Regions from separate parts of the Homo sapiens genome. Here region 1 is linked to region 2. A link is an interaction called in ENCODE POLR2A ChIA-PET data of the cell type or tissue named here. Cell type or tissue: MCF 10A. All regions are shown on one strand. Each heading gives the region's core, and the rest is flanking DNA. Links, peaks and the distances in the headings are about the cores only.

Evidence for each region. ChIA-PET counts read pairs that join two places held together with the same protein. Peaks named below come from ENCODE experiments on the same cell type or tissue, not always from the same donor. Only the 100,000 strongest peaks of a DNase experiment are listed, where the experiment ranks them.
Region 1: POLR2A ChIA-PET joins it to region 2 with 7 read pairs; 3 of 35 experiments call an interaction of 5 or more read pairs at or near these places.

What each region holds. Positions count from the first base shown.
Region 1 is chrX:13,774,575-13,783,236 of GRCh38, forward strand. GPM6B (glycoprotein M6B) reads right to left here. Exons shown (of 8, transcript NM_001001995.3): 5 at 5,244-5,415; 6 at 2,778-2,851; 7 at 1,664-1,729. Among named protein-coding and RNA genes, the nearest start is that of GPM6B, 38 kb to the right of the region's middle. In MCF 10A, for the core only: no CTCF peak of the experiment used is centred there; a DNase peak (open chromatin) is centred at 4,547.
Region 2 is chrX:13,842,540-13,851,201 of GRCh38, forward strand. It overlaps a transcript of GPM6B not described here. Among named protein-coding and RNA genes, the nearest start is that of GPM6B, 30 kb to the left of the region's middle. In MCF 10A, for the core only: no CTCF peak of the experiment used is centred there; a DNase peak (open chromatin) is centred at 3,452.

The DNA.
Region 1 (8,662 bases), core at 249-8,248, 68 kb before region 2:
TTAAACTTCAAAACCGCATAGTTATATGTAGTAGCCATCATGTAGATCAGCTGGTGGAAGAGAACAAAACAGGACAGTAAGATACAGGCAGTGAGGGCCGATGCCATGACACTTCTAAACTTGGGTGGGGACGGGTGCCTGCTCATAGTCTAAGGTGTTTTTTTCCCACTTAAAATCACAACAGACAATTTTCCTATCTAGCACACACAAACTTTTTCTCATCACACATGTACAATGTAAGTCATTGGTTCTGCCCTCAGTGAGTTTACTAAAAGGACTTGGATGCGTTTCAAGAATAACAAGACAGAGAGCTGGGTCAACAGCATGAGAAGGATGAAGCTAAATGCCTTAATCCTCTCATCTTTCCAAAACCACCTGCTCAGCAGCAGGCAGTTATCTTTCCTCCCTGTTGCTCAACCAAAAGAACAGGTCACCCCATGATTTTAAAGGTGGTTTTTTTCATAGATTCTAAGGGGATTTAATGGTCAGAAAAACTGGGAATGAATAATTTACAAGCAGCTGAGATTTTTCCCTTGCTCTACCAATCTTAGTTGGTTTTCCTGAAATCACAAACCAAGCCCTCCAAAATTACATGTATACAAACATACATACATAAGAGCGTGTATTTATACAGTTGATTTTCATTACTTGTAGATTCCACATTTGTGACTGCCTACTTGCTAAGATTCATTTGTAATCCTTAATACTTGAGGCACTTCTTTCGCAGTTATTAGCAGACATGTGCAGAGCGGTGAAAGTTGAGTTGCCCGGTATGCACATTCCCAGCTGAGGCTGAACAAGGCAATACTCTGCCTTCTTGTTTCAGCTCTCAGACTGTAAATAAGTATACTCGAAGTATATTTAGTGCCACGTTTTTCACATTTTTGTGCATTTTGTGGGTGATTTTGCTGCTTAAAATGGCTCCCAAGCATAGTGCTGCAGTGCTGTCTAGAGTCCCTAAGTGCAAGAAGGTTGCAAACTGCCTGACCAGAGAAAATGTTCATTAGAGAAGCTTCATTCAGGCATAGGGATAGAGCTATTGGCCATGAATTCAATATTAAGGAATCAACAATATATATTAAATACGGTGTATTTACACAGAAACACACGAAACAAGCTTATGTGTTGATAGGTTGCTGAAAATGATGTGACCAGAGGCTCACAGAAACCTAGCCATGTATTTCCCCTAGGAGCAGTGGTCCAGCATTCGCTAATTCATTGCTTGAGGTGACTTTATGGAACACAGCTACCCTGTATGAGTGACTATATAAATGTATGTATATGTGCATATCTCCACTTGTAAATTAATATCCCTTGGCAAAGAAATGGGTAATGCCTCACGTGAGCATTGCATCTGTCTGCGACTGAAGTCATGAAGCTAAGTGCTCAGTGCAACAAGGTAATATGCTAGGCCTAGTTGATAGGTGTTGATACCCTCTTTTCTTTCCAGAGTCCAAATTACATCACCTACAATCAGTGCCAAGGCAACCAACTAATACTTTCTGTAAACTACATGTGGTAAGTTAACACAGGCGCCAGTTAACCAAGGTTGAGTGCCAGAATCATTGGCTTCAATAGGCTGGTAAAAGCTGGAAGGGAAATCTGTCATTTAGAAGCTGGAGGGAGGAGGCTAGACTAGGGTGGTCTTGGGGCCATTACTCACCAGGGCAATGACGGTGGCACCAGCTCCTGCACAGGCCACAATGAACAGGTGATAGGACATGTAGAACTACAAAAGAACAGGGCATCAACATAAGCATTTGATGTTAAATGAAATGGCCTACACTCATTGTGGGGTGCTGCTTCATCTGTCTCCTTTGCAGCTCTTCTCTGCAAGACTGGGCACAGGCCTGCCTTCTCTTCATGCTCTGGCCTCATGGTGGAATCACCCGAGGAGCTTTAAAAACTTTCTGATGCCCAGACTGCCCCCCAAATCGATTAAATCTGAATACCTAAGGGCTGGGCCTCAGCCATCAGTATAACATAGTGCTGCCTTGATGGCTGTAACATGCAGCCACGGTGGGGAGCCCTGCTTCAAGCCACTGCATATTATGGATATACAAATTGACAAGTCAGATAGGGTAGGAGCTGATTATTTCTGTAACTCACTGCTTCTTAAAAGCTTGCCAGGATTTTCTTAAATATACAAGCACCTACGAATGCATTTAAGAATTTTCCTTTATAAACAGTTACAAGCCAATGACTGAAGAATGTTCTAGGGCTGAGACAATTTAAACCAAATTGTTAGGACACACTCCCTAGTAAGGACGAATGAGAATTAGAGAAGTAGCAAGTCATTCCAGAAATATAAATGATTAACTGTGGCCTCATTTATTAAAAGTTGGGTATATACACAAATTCCTCTATGAAATAGAGGGACTCCTCTATGAAAATTAACTTACATCCGTTCTGTGACAGGTGTTCTACTTTGAAAATCTTTCAAAGTAGAAAGAGTAGAAGTAGAAGAGGTGAGAGAAGAATCTAGATATATTATTAGATTTCTAGGTTTGGGATCACCTCTAAATTATTGCCCAAAGGAAAAGCCCTCCACTTCTTAAGGATTCTCACCAAATGTGTTGGACCATATGAAGTGACCATTTTTGTAGGTCAAAAATGGCTGAATAGTGATGGTTACATATAGCTCTATCTTAAAGATTCTAAACAAGGAGCTTTCCTTAATGGCATTTTAACCATCTCTCTCGCTCTTTCTACAGCTGGGAGAACCCTTTTTTCTCAGCCTAATACTCAAGGGTTATTCTGAACTGTGATGAGTTTACCTCGTTTGTGTTGCAGATGTTCTCCAGGGCAGAGCCACATATTTTTCCGGGGAAAGCATTCCAAGGAATGATACCTGTAAAATGAACCCCAATAGGATGTTAGTACAAACTATAGCGCCTCATGTTCTTAACAGACCCCACCACTTCGGATGCCAGTTACAGTGTAATTGTAGGCTATGTTCTTCATTAAGAATTGATGGATCTGCTGTCTGCAGAACAAGCATTTTGGAATAAATAGCCCCATTTGAACAATAGGCCAAAAGCAAAGCCAACTAGTCCATAAGAGATTTAAACAGCCTGATATTTTTTTCCCCTACAAATTGTGCTTTATTCAGTGAGGGTTCACATTTGGAAGTTCATATTTGTAAACATTAATTTTCAAAGCCAGGCTTTCCCTATAGTTACTGCAGGACAACCCCCTCATAAAGCATTTTATCACATTGAGGTCAAAATACATTTCCTCATGAATGCTGTGGTCTGTGGCCTTGCTGTCCAAGCTCTGTTACTGGTCTGCCAGGAGTTAAGTTCCAAAATTGCAAGTATACACTCAAACTTTCATGGCAATTTGACGGAGTAATTTATGTTTGTGGGAATCCAATAAAAAACTCTGGATTTGTACTTTGTCTTTGTTTTTATATTCATTTTTATTATGTCTTATAAACGTATTAGAAAATATTTTTGGACTGAAAATCAAATTGGTTTGTTTTTTTTTTTTTTTGAGACAGTCTTGCTCTGTCGCCCAGGCTGGAGTGGAGTGCTGCAATATTGGCTCACTGCAGCCTCCACCTCCCGGGTTCAAGCAGTTCTCTGCCTCAGCCTCCCAACTAGCTGGGATTACAGGTGCCTGCCGCCATGCCCAGCTAAGTTTTGTATTTTTAGTAGAGACGGGGTTTCACCATCTTAGCCAGGCTGGTCTTTGAACTCCCGACCTCGTGATCCACCCGCCTCAGCCTCCCAAAGTGCTGGGATTACAGGCATGAGCCATCGTGCGTGGCCGGAAATTTTTTAAAAAGAAAAAACACTACTGTCCTTTACCCCAGAGGGTGGGACAAGCAGAGTCTATGATTTCTCTCTCACTTAAACCCTGAGGCTCCTCTGCAATGACAGTTGTCCAGTGGGCTGCTGCTTTTTTTCCCCTTTAATGCATAAGTTTGTGCTTAAATATTAAACACTCCTAGGAGGTTAAGGAAAGGAGTATTAGAAGAAAAAAAATCCTTATTCCTTTCATCCTTGACACGGGCCAAGAGTACATCTTTATACTTCAGAAGCATGGGAAATTACCCCAAATTATCAGTGAAACCAGTAACTATAACAATAAATAGGCAAATATAGAGGATTTAAAAAGATGATTGCTGATTACCAAAAATTTGTGGCAAAACACTTACTTTTAAGGAATAGGAGAATGATATACATTTAGATATTCATTTACAAATAACTTTAACAGCCAACTTTAGGCTCCGTTTTTAGCTCTATCATAAAGAACAGTGTTGTTCAGCCTTGGTCTTTGTGAGAAGAGGTTAGTCTGATAGGTAGTTTCAAGCAAATTTAGTATTATGTTGTAAGGTAAGATGTTGAGACTAAGCCACATGAGAAAAACAGCAAAAATGAAATAGTCATCTCTCTTCAGAAAAGCTCTGGAAGGACAGTTATTTCCTCTTCAATTCTGATGAAAGCTATTCCCCCCCACCCCCGGTTGTTTCTGCCAAGAAAAGATTTCCTACCATGGTGGCTGGAAGCAGTAATTAGACTCCTCCCTCAGGATGCTGCCCTCTTACTCAGCTGCCCTCTCTTACTCAGCAGCGAAGTCAAGTCCCAAATTAACTGACAGGAGGAGCCAGTGGTCTCTTCTGGGGTTTGTCACAATGAACCAACCTTAGATCCCCATTGTAAGGATCTCACTCATTAGAAAATGTTTGAACTGGTTTCTAACAGCTGATAATGATTTATAGAGTATGTTCTGATGACTTTAAAATATGGCTGGATCTAATGTTGTATTTTTCAATACAGATGAAGTTTAAGCAGTTGGTCATTTTAAAAAGACCAGATTTGAGGAGTTGGATGTGCAAATTAATTGAATTATACAATGTGTGCAATATTATTTTGAATGGAAAGTTGGATGTTATAAAACTGAAAATAAAGAAAAAATACAATCTTTTTGTAGCGGAGATCCAGAAGTCTTTTTTGATTGAACTGCATTATAAAGTAGTTTCATATTAAGAAAAGCTTCTTTCACTACACACTTAACATGAAAATATAACGAAATTTTGATACCTAGCAAGCTAAAAGCCTCCCTGAAGTTTCCACCCAGAAAATAGCATATTGAAGGGAAAAGTATAAAATTACTCTAATAGAAGGGATGAAACAGATCATGACAATTAAAAGGATGCGCATGTAATAATTAGGTCCAGACATATGCACGAGAGGATAATGAAATAACTGGGGGAGGGGTGAATTAGAAGGAAGTACCGTATTGTCGGATATCCACACAGATCTGCTCCACACCCGTGGTCCCGTTGGTCTGCGGTGACTTGATGACTTCACAAGTTGACCATATGTTGTAGAACATAAACACGGGCACCGCTGAGAAACCAAACACACCCAGCCAGGCCACTCCAAGCACATAGGTGAGGAAAACGAACTAGGCCAAAACAAGAGGAAGGACAATCATCACTGAAACAGGTAGATGTGTGTCCCCTAAGTGGAAGGATTGTGCATTTTCAGGCCCAATACTGACCTGTGGAACACATTGTGGGGACCCTCGCCCCGGCATTGGTAGCAAGAAGGAAAAGCCAGCACGGGAGCAGGGGAAGTAAGAGCCAGCCACATTCCCCAGAGCTAGAGGATCTAGAATTGGAGTGCCCGAAGCAATGTCAGGGCCTTTCGGGTCACTCTTAACTAACAAGGACAGGAGACCCCAAGAGGTGATCTCACTCATCCAAGGTCACAGAGCTAATCAGTGGCAGCCTCTCAAGAGGTGCTCTTTCTAAATAGCCGTTCTGAAAATGCAGAACATGCTACTTAACATGGGATAGATTCTGGATGTATTCCATATACCACTGAATTATAACTTCATATTAATTTCTCAAAAGTTACCTTTATTTTTCGTAACAGGTTGGCTCACAGAGAATAGCAATTGCCACAAGAAGCCCTCTCAAAAAGAACTTTGCTAGTTTCCTGATTCTGCAAAATTACCAAAAGTTTCAAATAATCACGAATACAAGCTTAATGCTCGATCTATAAAATTCTCATTTTCCTCTACTTTTCTTTTGTCTCTAAGATTCACAGCAGCTTTGCAAGCAAAGCAACGGCTTAGGGAAAAAGCTTCAGGTGTTCACCCACACACTGTCATGGGCAATCCAGGAAGAATAGAATCCCGTTGCTTGGCTTTCCTCTGCCTTGACCACTTTTCAGAGAGCTTTGTGAGGCGGCCTCAAAAACGTGGTATTTGTGTTCTCAGAAGGCGCGCCCACAGAGGGTGTGGAGTGCTAGTTTGGCTTTTCTATTTTGAAGCTGATGGTGGAGACCTGATGGTCACCCCTAACTTTCTGTGCTGCAGGAGATACCTGGGCGGTTGGAGGCCACCTCCTGATGGTCACAATGCCAGGAAACTGCAGAAACGAGACACTTTCCCTTGCACTGCAAGGAAGCATTTGCATCTCCAAAAATATTCAGAGAAGCAGATTTCAGCAGTTCCACCTCCCACTTCCTCCCACTGCTGCTCCAGACTAGGTTTCTTTCCCTTCAAAAGAAAACAGGACCTGAGCAGGAGGGAGCTGGTGGTTCTTGGCTTCAGTGAGCCTTCCCTTCTGTCAGAGGCCAGGACTCCAGAGGGAAGGCCACTGTCCCCCTCCCAGAGGTCCCCGCTGCGAGCTGGCCCTGTCATGGAGGCCTCTAGCGTCCAGAGCTGCTTCCTCAGTGAGTTCCTGGGCACAAACCTCCCACACAGGACTACGAAAGAAAAATCTCCAGACCCCCAAATCACTAAGCCAAAGGGAAAAGTCAAGCTGGGAACTGCGACAGGCAAATCCCCCATTCTATTCCTAAACAAGATAGCACAAAGATAAAGCTACATACCTCCCTCACAATTTGCCCACAAGGAAATTCCTCGTGGACAAAGGACAGAGCTCAAAGTCATCCCTCTGAGGCTCATGTGAGACAAATGCATATCTGATTGCTTCCTCTGCCCTGTCTTTTCACCAAGCCAGACCAGGCATAAGTGACTATTCCTCTACCCTCCTCTCCCATGTGAATTGTATATTCAATGAAAGGCTAATCAGAGACCCAAAAGAATGCAACCAGTTGTCTCTCACCTACTTGTGACCTGGAAGCCCCCTCCCTGCTTCGAGTTGTCCCCACCTTTCTGGACGGAACCAATGTACATCTTACATTCATTGATAAATGTCTCACGTCTCCCTAAAATGTATAAAACCAAGCTGTGCCCTGACCACCTTGGGCCCATGTTGTCCGGACCTCCTGAGGCTGTGTCATGGGTGCATCCTTAACTTTGGCAAAATAAACTTTCTAAATTGGCTGATACCTGTTTCAGATACTTTTGGGTTCACAGGACTGAGGAGACAAAGGCCTTTGGTGATGGAGTGGCAGCTTTGCTTCCCTAGCGGGCAGATCTCATCCACCTTCTCCACCTCACATGACTTTCTGTCCTGTTTCTGTCCCCAGCATCCTCAGCCCTGCCCCGTCACCTGCATCTTCCTCACACCCTCCAAGGCAGGTCAGCATTGTGATCTGTTAAGCGTATGGATGAAACGGAAGCACATGAGGTGCCAGTGGCCAGAGATGCAGACAGCGCATGAATGACTGGCAATGAAATCAAGCAAGATGGTCAAGCTCCTCTCCAGTCTAAGGGGGCTTTCGACTTTCTCCAACAAAATCTGACATAAGAGCTAAAAGCGGGCCATGCTAGGTGGGCTGTGGATCCCTCACAGTGTCCCCATCTCTAGGTGAAGTGCCACTAGCTCAAGTACAAACAAGCTCCTCTCCTCTCCACCATGTACTGTGTCCTGACCAATGCTCAAAGGATCCAAATATGTTAAACATCAGGCAGTGGATGACTTAATGCTGTGCCCTGGTGGAAACTAGACCTCTATTTTTGAAACTTGATGGGTAGAAGTGAGGGGGAAAGCTGTCATTTTAAAGCTGTGAGGAGATGTTTTTGGTTTTTTTTTCCTTTGGAGGAGGATTCCCACTATTTGTGGCTATTTTCCCTCTGCTTTCCACAGGCATTTTATTTAACAGCTGCCTCCTTCCCCTACAAAAGTAACCATTCCCCTGACTTGTACAGGAGGCTGAGGCAGGAGAATCGCTTGAACCCGGGAGGCAGAGGTTGCAGTTAGTGGAGATCGCGACACTGCCCTCCCCAGCCTTGGAGACAGAGTGATGCTCCGTCTCAAAAAAAAAAAAAAAAGAAAAAAAAAAAAATTCTTGGCTCTTGAGCTGTACAAAAACAGGTAGTAGGTCAAATTTGGCCCACAGCCCCTAGTTTGCTAACCCCTGTCTTAGACTATAAGCTGCTTGAGAAAGCAGCCTGTGTTTTAATCTTTGCACCTCTAGTGGCTAGCAAAGCCCAGCTAGGCGCTCTGTACAGCAGGTACTGGTAAGTATTTACAGAAGGATCAGGACGATTTTCCATGGTTCATGTATGTCTTTATGGCTATGATCCATATTTAAAGACAACCAAAGGGGAGCACTGAGACCACATGAAAGTTACCTCCTTCTATAGTGGGAACTTGGCATTTGAAAAATCTTCAGCACCCTTTTCACCTTTACACTGATGAAAACATTTGATTTATTTCTGCCAGCCATAGACTTTAGTTTACTATCAATAGCATGTTGAAGGTTTTTATAGTCCTAACTCTAAATTGGTAAAG
Region 2 (8,662 bases), core at 246-8,245:
GTAATTATTTTATTGACCTGATCAAAGAACAACCATTTCCATTGTCAAAAAGATCTGTGGCCAGACCTGGTGGCTCATGCCTATAACTTAGTGCTCTGGGAGGCTGAGATGGGAGGATTGCTTGAGGCCAGGAGTTCAGGAGCAGCCTGGGCAACATAGTGAGGCCCCCATGTCTACAAAAAATTTTTTAAAAGAAAAAAAATTTTTTAAAAGCTACCCAAACACATCAGCCTTAAGCACACAATGGCAGTAATTAAAGATGCATATTTCCCAGATTAAAATATGAGTCAATGGACACAGCATAAAATAATGTATTAATATTTACTCAACATATTTCTTTCACTGATTACGATGAAGCCAAAACTCATTTTTTTAACAAACACCTTTATTATCATTGACATACCATACAATTCACCATTTTAAGTGTACAATTTTTAATATATTCCCCCCTTTCCACTTGTTCAAAATATATGATCGCAACTGTTAACACGATCTAATTTTGAACACTTCAGTCCCTACTAAAAGATCCCATTAGCAGTCAATCTGTATTCCTCCCTACCCTACCCTCACCCCTCAACTCTGGTTCAAAGCAACCATTAGGAGCTTTCTCCATAAACTTTCTACTTTCTCCATAAACTTGCCTTTTCTGGACACATGGATATGTAGTCCTTTGTGACTGGAGTCTTTTACTTAATGTTTTCAAGGGTCATTGATGCTGTAGCATGTGTTAGTATTTCCTTTCTTTTTATTGCTGAATCATACTGCATTGCAGGATATACCACATTTTGTTGATCCACTCATCAGTTGATGGACATTTGAGTTGTTTCCACCTGTTGGCTATTATGAACACTACTACTATGAACACTCATGTACAAGCTTTTGTGTGAACACAAGTTTTCATTTCTTTTGGGTATATACCTGAAAGTAGAATTGTTGGGTCATATGGTAATCCTATATTTAACCATTAGAGAAACTGCCATTATGTTTTCCAAAGCAGCTGTACCATTTTACGTTCCCACTAGTAGCATGTGAGGGTTTCAGTTTCTCCACATCCTCACCAACATGTATTTACTGTCTTTTGATTTCAGCCATGATAGTGGGTGTGAAGTGATATCTCATTGTGGTTTCAATTTGCATTTCCCAACTAATGATGTTGAACATCTTTCATAAGCTTATTGGATATTTGTAAATTTTTTAGAGAAATGCCTATCACATCCTTTATTTTTATTTTGGGTTGTCTTATTATTAATTTTAATATATTCTGGATGCAAGTCTCTTAGATATATGATTTTAAATATTTTCTCCCATTCTGTGAGTTCTCTTTTTACTTTCTTGATGGTGTCCTTTGCAGCTCAATAGTTTTTAATTCTGATAAAGTCCAATGTATCTATTCTTTTCCTTTGTTGCTATTGTTGCATCTAAGAAACCACTGTCTAAACCAAGGTCATGAAGATTTACTCCTGTGTTTTCTTCTAACAGTTTTATAATTTTAGTTTTTACATCTAGGTCTATGATCCATCGTGAGTTAATTTTTGTGTATATGAGGTAGGGGTGCAACTTCATTCTTTTACATGTGGATATCCAATTGTCCCAGCACCATTTATTGAAAAGAGTATTCTTTCCCCACTGAATTGTCTTAGTATCCTTGATGAAAATCAATTGACTATAAACATAAGGGTTATTTCTGGACTCTCAATGATATCCTATTGATCTATATGTCCATTCTTAGGCCAGTACCACACGGTAGCTTTGTAGTTTTGGCTATTTTGGCATTGCCAAATTCCATTTTGAAAGAACTCTAGTTTAGCACAAATGTTGATTATGTTATTAATAAAAGTGACTGGAAACACCTATTTTCATATCTGACTGATGCTTGTTAGATGGCAAAAACTTTTAGTGCCTTCATCTTCTGACAGTTAAAATTTGCTTTAATCAATCACACACACATCCTGTAACAGCCAAATGTCCCATTTAACAATGTCATCCATTTAGTACATTCAGAATTATTTGAACAAATAGCATCAAAATTATTATTCCACTGGATACAATAAGGTAATTGCCAAGCCCTGGACACAAAGACTTGGAGCCCAAGTATGTGGAGAATATCATTCTCCAGATCAATGCCGGGATCTGGAAGGATCTTCAAACTTCAGTAAGACAAAATATTTCATGGTATGGACCACAGCATTTTCTGGTTGTCTATAGCTACAAGTGGTTCCCCCTCAAAGTCAGCCAACATCTTTCCTAGTGTCTGAGCTATCTATGGCTTAGAGTTCTTGAACCACTGACTATGCTCTAAACAAAAATAAGAAAACAGAAAAGACAATTCATTGTTTTTGATATGCAGTATGACCAACAAAGCTGGGATTTATCTTGCCTCTCTTACTCTGGTACCTTCTAATATGTGCCAGAATGTTTCTTTTTATTTATTTTCAGAACGTTTTTTCTTTTTCTTTTTTTTTTTTTTTGAGACGGAGTCTCGCTCTGTTGCCCAGGCTGGAGTGCAGTGGTGTGATCTTGGCTCACGGCAACCTCCATCTCCTGGGTTCAAGCGATTCCCATGCCTCAGCCTCCCGAGTAGCTGGGACTACAGGCATACGTCACCATGCCCTGCTAATTTTTGTATTTTTAGTAGAGATGAGGTTTCACCAGGTTGGCCACGCTGGTCTCAAACTCCTGACCTCAGGTGATCCACCTACCTGGGCCTCCCAAAGTGCCGGGATTACAGGCATGAGCCACTGCACCTGGCCAGAATGTTTTCTTTTCTATAGTGGAAATCTGAGCACCTGAAAGGCTTCCAGGTTTTTCAGTATTTACTTGGGATAAATTTGCCAATTTCCATCTCACGTAATTTTTGTTCATTTGAATGAAATGGCCTTCCATATAACCTATTCCAACAACCTCTTCCAAAAACAAAATGCTTCTAATATACAGAGATGATAGATTTTATTTTTCTATGCAAGAATGAGTTGAGAGTGAAAATTCTCCTTCTTCTAATATTTTTGTATATATATTTAACTTAAAAAGTTATTTAGATTTCAGCTTACAACTAGTTATATATTTATAAATCAATTTTCAGTGGTTTGTTTCAATCTTTAGCATTCTACCACTTCTATGGGATGCTTTAGTCTTCAGCTTACAACTAGTTATATATTTATAAATCAATTTTCAGTGGTTTGTTTCAATCTTTAGCGTTCCACCACTTCTATGGGATGCTTTAGTCTCAAGACCAAGGACAGCCAGCAACGTTGCAAGAAAGCTTTTCAATAGTACACGCTGAACTTTCAGCTACATGTTCTGAAAGAGGTAAACACCCACACAGAACATGGTCAACCTCCAAATTAATTATCCTCACCATGTGTTTCCTCTGAATCACCACTCCCACGTAGGAGGTTGTGTCCTACTGAGGATTCTTGCCAGGCCATGAAGGGACACTGTGTCCAAACTGATGGGTTCTTTATCACAGGTAGAACAAGTAAGGACAGAAAAGAATGCCAAAACCCCGTTCTCCATTCTGCATTCCTTTCTCTCTTTCTCATTTTCCACCTTTCCCTTCCTCTCCCATTTGGCTGTCTCCCAGTGACAGCTAAACCTCTGAGTTTCCCACCTGAGTGCTGTCCCTTTTCCCTACTTCCATTTCCTCTACGAAATTCTGAATTCCCACCCACGCACCCACCTACTCATGCATCCATCCCATCTCCCACTCAACCCCAGCATTTCTAGGCTCAGTTGTCTACTTCTGATCTGTGTTCCCGGACATCATGCTGGATACTTCCCAGGCCCTCCTTGAACCAAAAACCAGACTTATTTCCAGTCCACTTCTTAGAAAAAGGTTGCTTTATACCCACTGTGGGCTCATATTTGTTTTCTTATCTATATAGAGAAGTGTAAGGAAATCTCTGAACACTCAGAGCAAATACGCATCTCTCCCTCGACCATCTTTTTTTTTATTTTTTATTTCATTTTTTTGAGATGGAGTCTTGCTCTGTCGCCCAGGCTGGAGTGCAGTGGCGTGATCTCAGCTCACTGCAAGCTCCGCCCTCTGGGTTCACGCCATTCCCCTGCCTCAGCCTCCCAAGTAGCTGGTACTACAGGCGCCCGCCACAATGCCAGACTAAATTTTTGTATTTTTTTTAGTAGAGACGGGGTTTCACCATGTTAGCCAGGATGGACTCGATCTCCTGACCTTATGATCCACCCGCCTCGGCCTCCCAAAGTGCTGGGATTACAGGCGTGAGCCACTGCGCCAGCTTTTTTTTTTTTTTTTTTTTAAACTTTTTCTTCTTTGCCTAATCATCTTTCCTATTACTGACACATGTTTTAGGCAAACATCATTACTGTCATGGCTGCCAATTTACACAGGAATCACTTCTTGGCCTCGTCTCATGCACGTATGAGGAGGGTGAGTGCTTTCTATCAACCATACCAGTGAAACTACTACTAATGGACTAAGACAAGCAGATAGTTTGATTGTTCAGTCAACAAGTCTATATTTAGCTTTAATTCCCAGCACTTGCCATGTGTCCATGTTAAATATATAAACATGGTATTATAAATTCAAAATCCAAATGTCATATAGAACTGAGACCTTATGAAATCATTAGAGATGAAGGAAAAAACACCATCTTATATGTGTGCAAACATCCCTTACACACCAACTGCTGCCCAAGTTCTGAGTGCTGAACAGGAAAATTTGGCAGAAAATCAGTTAAGAGGGAAACATGGCAATTTTTTAAAAAATCCAAACAACTTTTAATTATTTAGAGACCAAATTTCAAGATTTACCAATGAGTTTCTCTCCAAAGTCTACTTTAAACAAATACTCTTGTTCTTTATAGATTTCAGTGTATTATTTCTAAATGCAATGTATTAATACCTCCATCTAAACTCTAACATAACATTAATCCTACTTATATTTTTGCAGTTTGAATACAAGAAATATGATCCTATTGAGCCTCCTCCTCAGCATCACCCAGGCCTTTACAATATCCATTTCTTTATAGAAAATGGAAGTGCTTGCTAATCTGTTGGCCACTCAGCTATAAGTGGATTAATGCTGGTCCATTAGAAAATGGCTCCTATACATCATGTCAAATGAGCAATTCCCAATATTGGAATTTATAATAAAGCTAAAAAGGCCCTCCAAATGACAGCTTTAACACTAGCCTAATAGCCTAGTCCTTTTTCAAGCAACTTTACAAATACGATTTAAACACTGATTTTTAAAATGCTCTCACTTTCTAGATAAGATTGGAGGTGTTTAAATTGGTATGGCCATAAACCAATAGGAATAGTATGTGCAAAGATCCTAAGGTTGGAAGAAACTTGAGAACATAAAGAAATTTAAAGCAGTGTGGCTAGAGCCCAGACAGCAAGAAAGGAAGTATTAAGAGATAAGTCGAGAAGACCAGAATGTGATGGCTCTCAGCTCAGGTATAGTGGATGCTGTAATATATCACCCAGATTCCCCTCCTTCCGGACTGATATACTGATACCCCCAGCTGCTGGCAAAGTTGACAGATGACAGCTTGTGGCTGAGGACTTCCTCCTAGTGATTGTACTCTACTGAAGAAAGCCGTCTTGCCCATGGTCATGTCCCTGGCTCAGGGGCATCTGGCACTCAGTGACTGGTCAATATGGGTGCATAAAGACCCAGATCCTTTGTCCAGCCAACCTTGCAGAGCCTTCCCACCTCTGAAGGTTCCAATAGGATAAGCTGAGACCTTGGTTGGGATGATGCTGCAGCCCAACTTCTCCCTCTGCTCAGTCCTGCTTCTTTCATGCCCCTACAGGTGTTTACCCTGAAAGCAATCCTCAACAAACCTCTCCATCTCAGAGTGTACTTCCTAGGGAACCCGACCTGTGACAACAGGTCAAAGAATTTATTTAGACTTTATTTTACATGTGATGGAAGCCATTAAAGAGATTCAGTCAGGGTGTAAGATAGCAGATATGCATTTGTAAAAAAACAATAAAAAATTATTCTGCCGGTTGTTTAGAGACTGAAAGAGGGAATGAAATACAACTTTACACAAACTAGAATGGCTATAAGAAAAAAGACAATAACAAGTGTTAGTGAGGATGTGGAAAACCAGGAACCCTCATACACTGAATATAAAATGATGCAGCTACTTTGGGAAACAATACGGAAGTTTCTCAAAAAGTTAAAGAGTTATCATATGATAATTCTGCTCCTAGGTATATACTCAAGAGAAATAAAAACTTCTGTCCACACAAAAACTTGTACATGAATGTTCACAGAATCTAAGCATCCATCAACTGGTACATGGATAAACAAAATATGGTCAATCCACACTGTGGAACATTTTCTGGCAATAAAAACAAAGTACTAATACATGGTACAATATGGATGAACCTGAAAAATACCATGCTCAGAGAAAAAAGCCAGACACAAAAGAACATATGTAAGCCCATTTACATAAAATGTCCAAAACAGGCACACAGTAGAGATGAAAACTTGATGCATGGTTCCTCAAGGAACCTGGGACTAGAGATGGGAATAGGAACTAACTGTAAATAAGCTCATCGAATTTTACTGAGTGATGGAAATACTCTGGTAAATTTTATAATATGTAAATTATACCCAAATACAATTGTTTAAAAAAATAAATGTGGAAGAAATAGGGAGTAAGCATAGTAATCCACATCAGAGATGATGGTGACTTGGACCAGGTAGAAACAGAATTTGAGAAAGGTAGGCTGAATTCAAAAGTAGGCTGACGCCAAGAAGATAGAATCATCAGGGTTTCCACAAGGCATTTTCTTACCACTTTAGCTTTCTGTGAACTCTTACGGCACCAACACCCTGTCCCATCCATTTTGACATAATCACACACTGCCTTACATTACATTCACTTGATTCTTTCATACACACAGTCATTGCCATTGCCTGGAGGCCAGATGTGTACATGGGTGTATCATAAATACAGACAAATGATTGGTGAAACAATTGAACATAATCAGCTCCAGGCTGGATACCATTGATTACTCTGGATTACACTAACAGTTAGCATAATGTTAAGACAATAAAACTAGCAATTACCTTCACATAGGAGTTGCTAAAGTCATCAGCACAAGAAAGTAAAAATCAATTTGTTAGAACATAACTACCATAATTGATGGCAAAAAGGGAATAGAAACAGAATCAGGGAGTTGGCCAAAAGCAACATTTTTAATATATGTTATTTTGGGGGTGGGGGGGAGAGTAATAAAATATAGGCCCGGTGTGGTGGCTCATCCCTGTAATCTCAGCATTTTGGGAGGCTGAGGGGGCGGGTCACCTGAGGTCAGGAGTTCGATACCAGCCTGGCCAACATGGTGAAACCTCATCTTTACTAAAAATACAAAAATTAGCCAGGCATGGTGGCACGCACCTGTAGTCCCACCAACTCAGGAGGCTGAGGCAGGAGAATCGCTTGAACCTACAAAGGAGAGGCTGCAGTGAGCCGAGATGGCATCACTGCGCTCCAGCCTGGGTGACAGAGCAAGACTCTGTCTCAAAAAATAATAAAATATAGGAACACTACTATAGTTTGGATGTTTGTCCCCTCCAAATCTCATTTTGAAATCTGATGCCAATATTGGAGATGGGGCCCAATGAGAGGTGTTTGAGTCACGGAGGTGAATCCCTCATGAATACATTAATGTCCTCTCTGAGTGGAAGGGAGTGAGTGGGTTCTTCCTCTGTTAGCTCCTGAGAGAGCTGGTTGTTAAAAAGAGCCTGGCACCTCCTTCCCCTCTTTCTCTTGCTTCCTCTCTCACACTCTATGTGATAGCTCCTTTCCCTTCTGCCATGAGTGGAAGCTTCCTGAGGCCTTTACTGGATGCAGATGCTGGTGCCATGCTTCTTGTACAGTCTCCAGAACTGTGAGTCAAATAAACCTCTTTTCTTATAAATTACCCAGCCTCAGGCGTTCCTTTATAGCAATACAAATGGACTAGGACAAATACTTTGAACAGCATGTTTGTCTCTTGGACAGTCAGTCTGCCAAGTTACTAATTCAAGCCTTAAATCCATGTAGCACAGTAGACAGAACAGGTTCCAGGGGATGGGAGTCTGGACCTTGGTTGAACCATACATGTGAGTATGGGCAATATACTTAAGCTCTTTAATATCCAGCTTCTTTGAAAAAATGAGAATACTAAATATCTTTCACAAAGTCAATGGAAGACGTCAATGAAACTACATGTAGTCTTTAGGACATGCAATGAATAAAAGCATTGTTTTTATTGGTATCGTTATTTAAAATATTTGTAATGATTCATTTTACCAATAAATTAAAACTATATTGAACTCACTTCTTTGAAAAAAAGTTAATCTAGGCCAGGCATGGGGGCTCGTGCCTGTAATCCCAGCACTTTGGGAGGCCAAGGTGGGCAAATCACTTGAGGTCAGGAGTTCAAGACCAGCCTGGCCAACTGGTGAAACTCCATCTCTACTAAAAATACAAAAATTAGCTGGGCGCGGTGGTGCATGCCTGTAGTCCCAGCTACTCGGGAGGCTGAGGCAGGAGAATCGCTTGAACCCAGGAGGCAGAGGCTGCAGTGAGCTGAGATTGTGCCATTGCACTCCAACCTGGGCAACAGAGCGAGACTCCATCTCCAAAAAAAAAAAAAAAAAAAAAGTTAGTTAATCTGAATG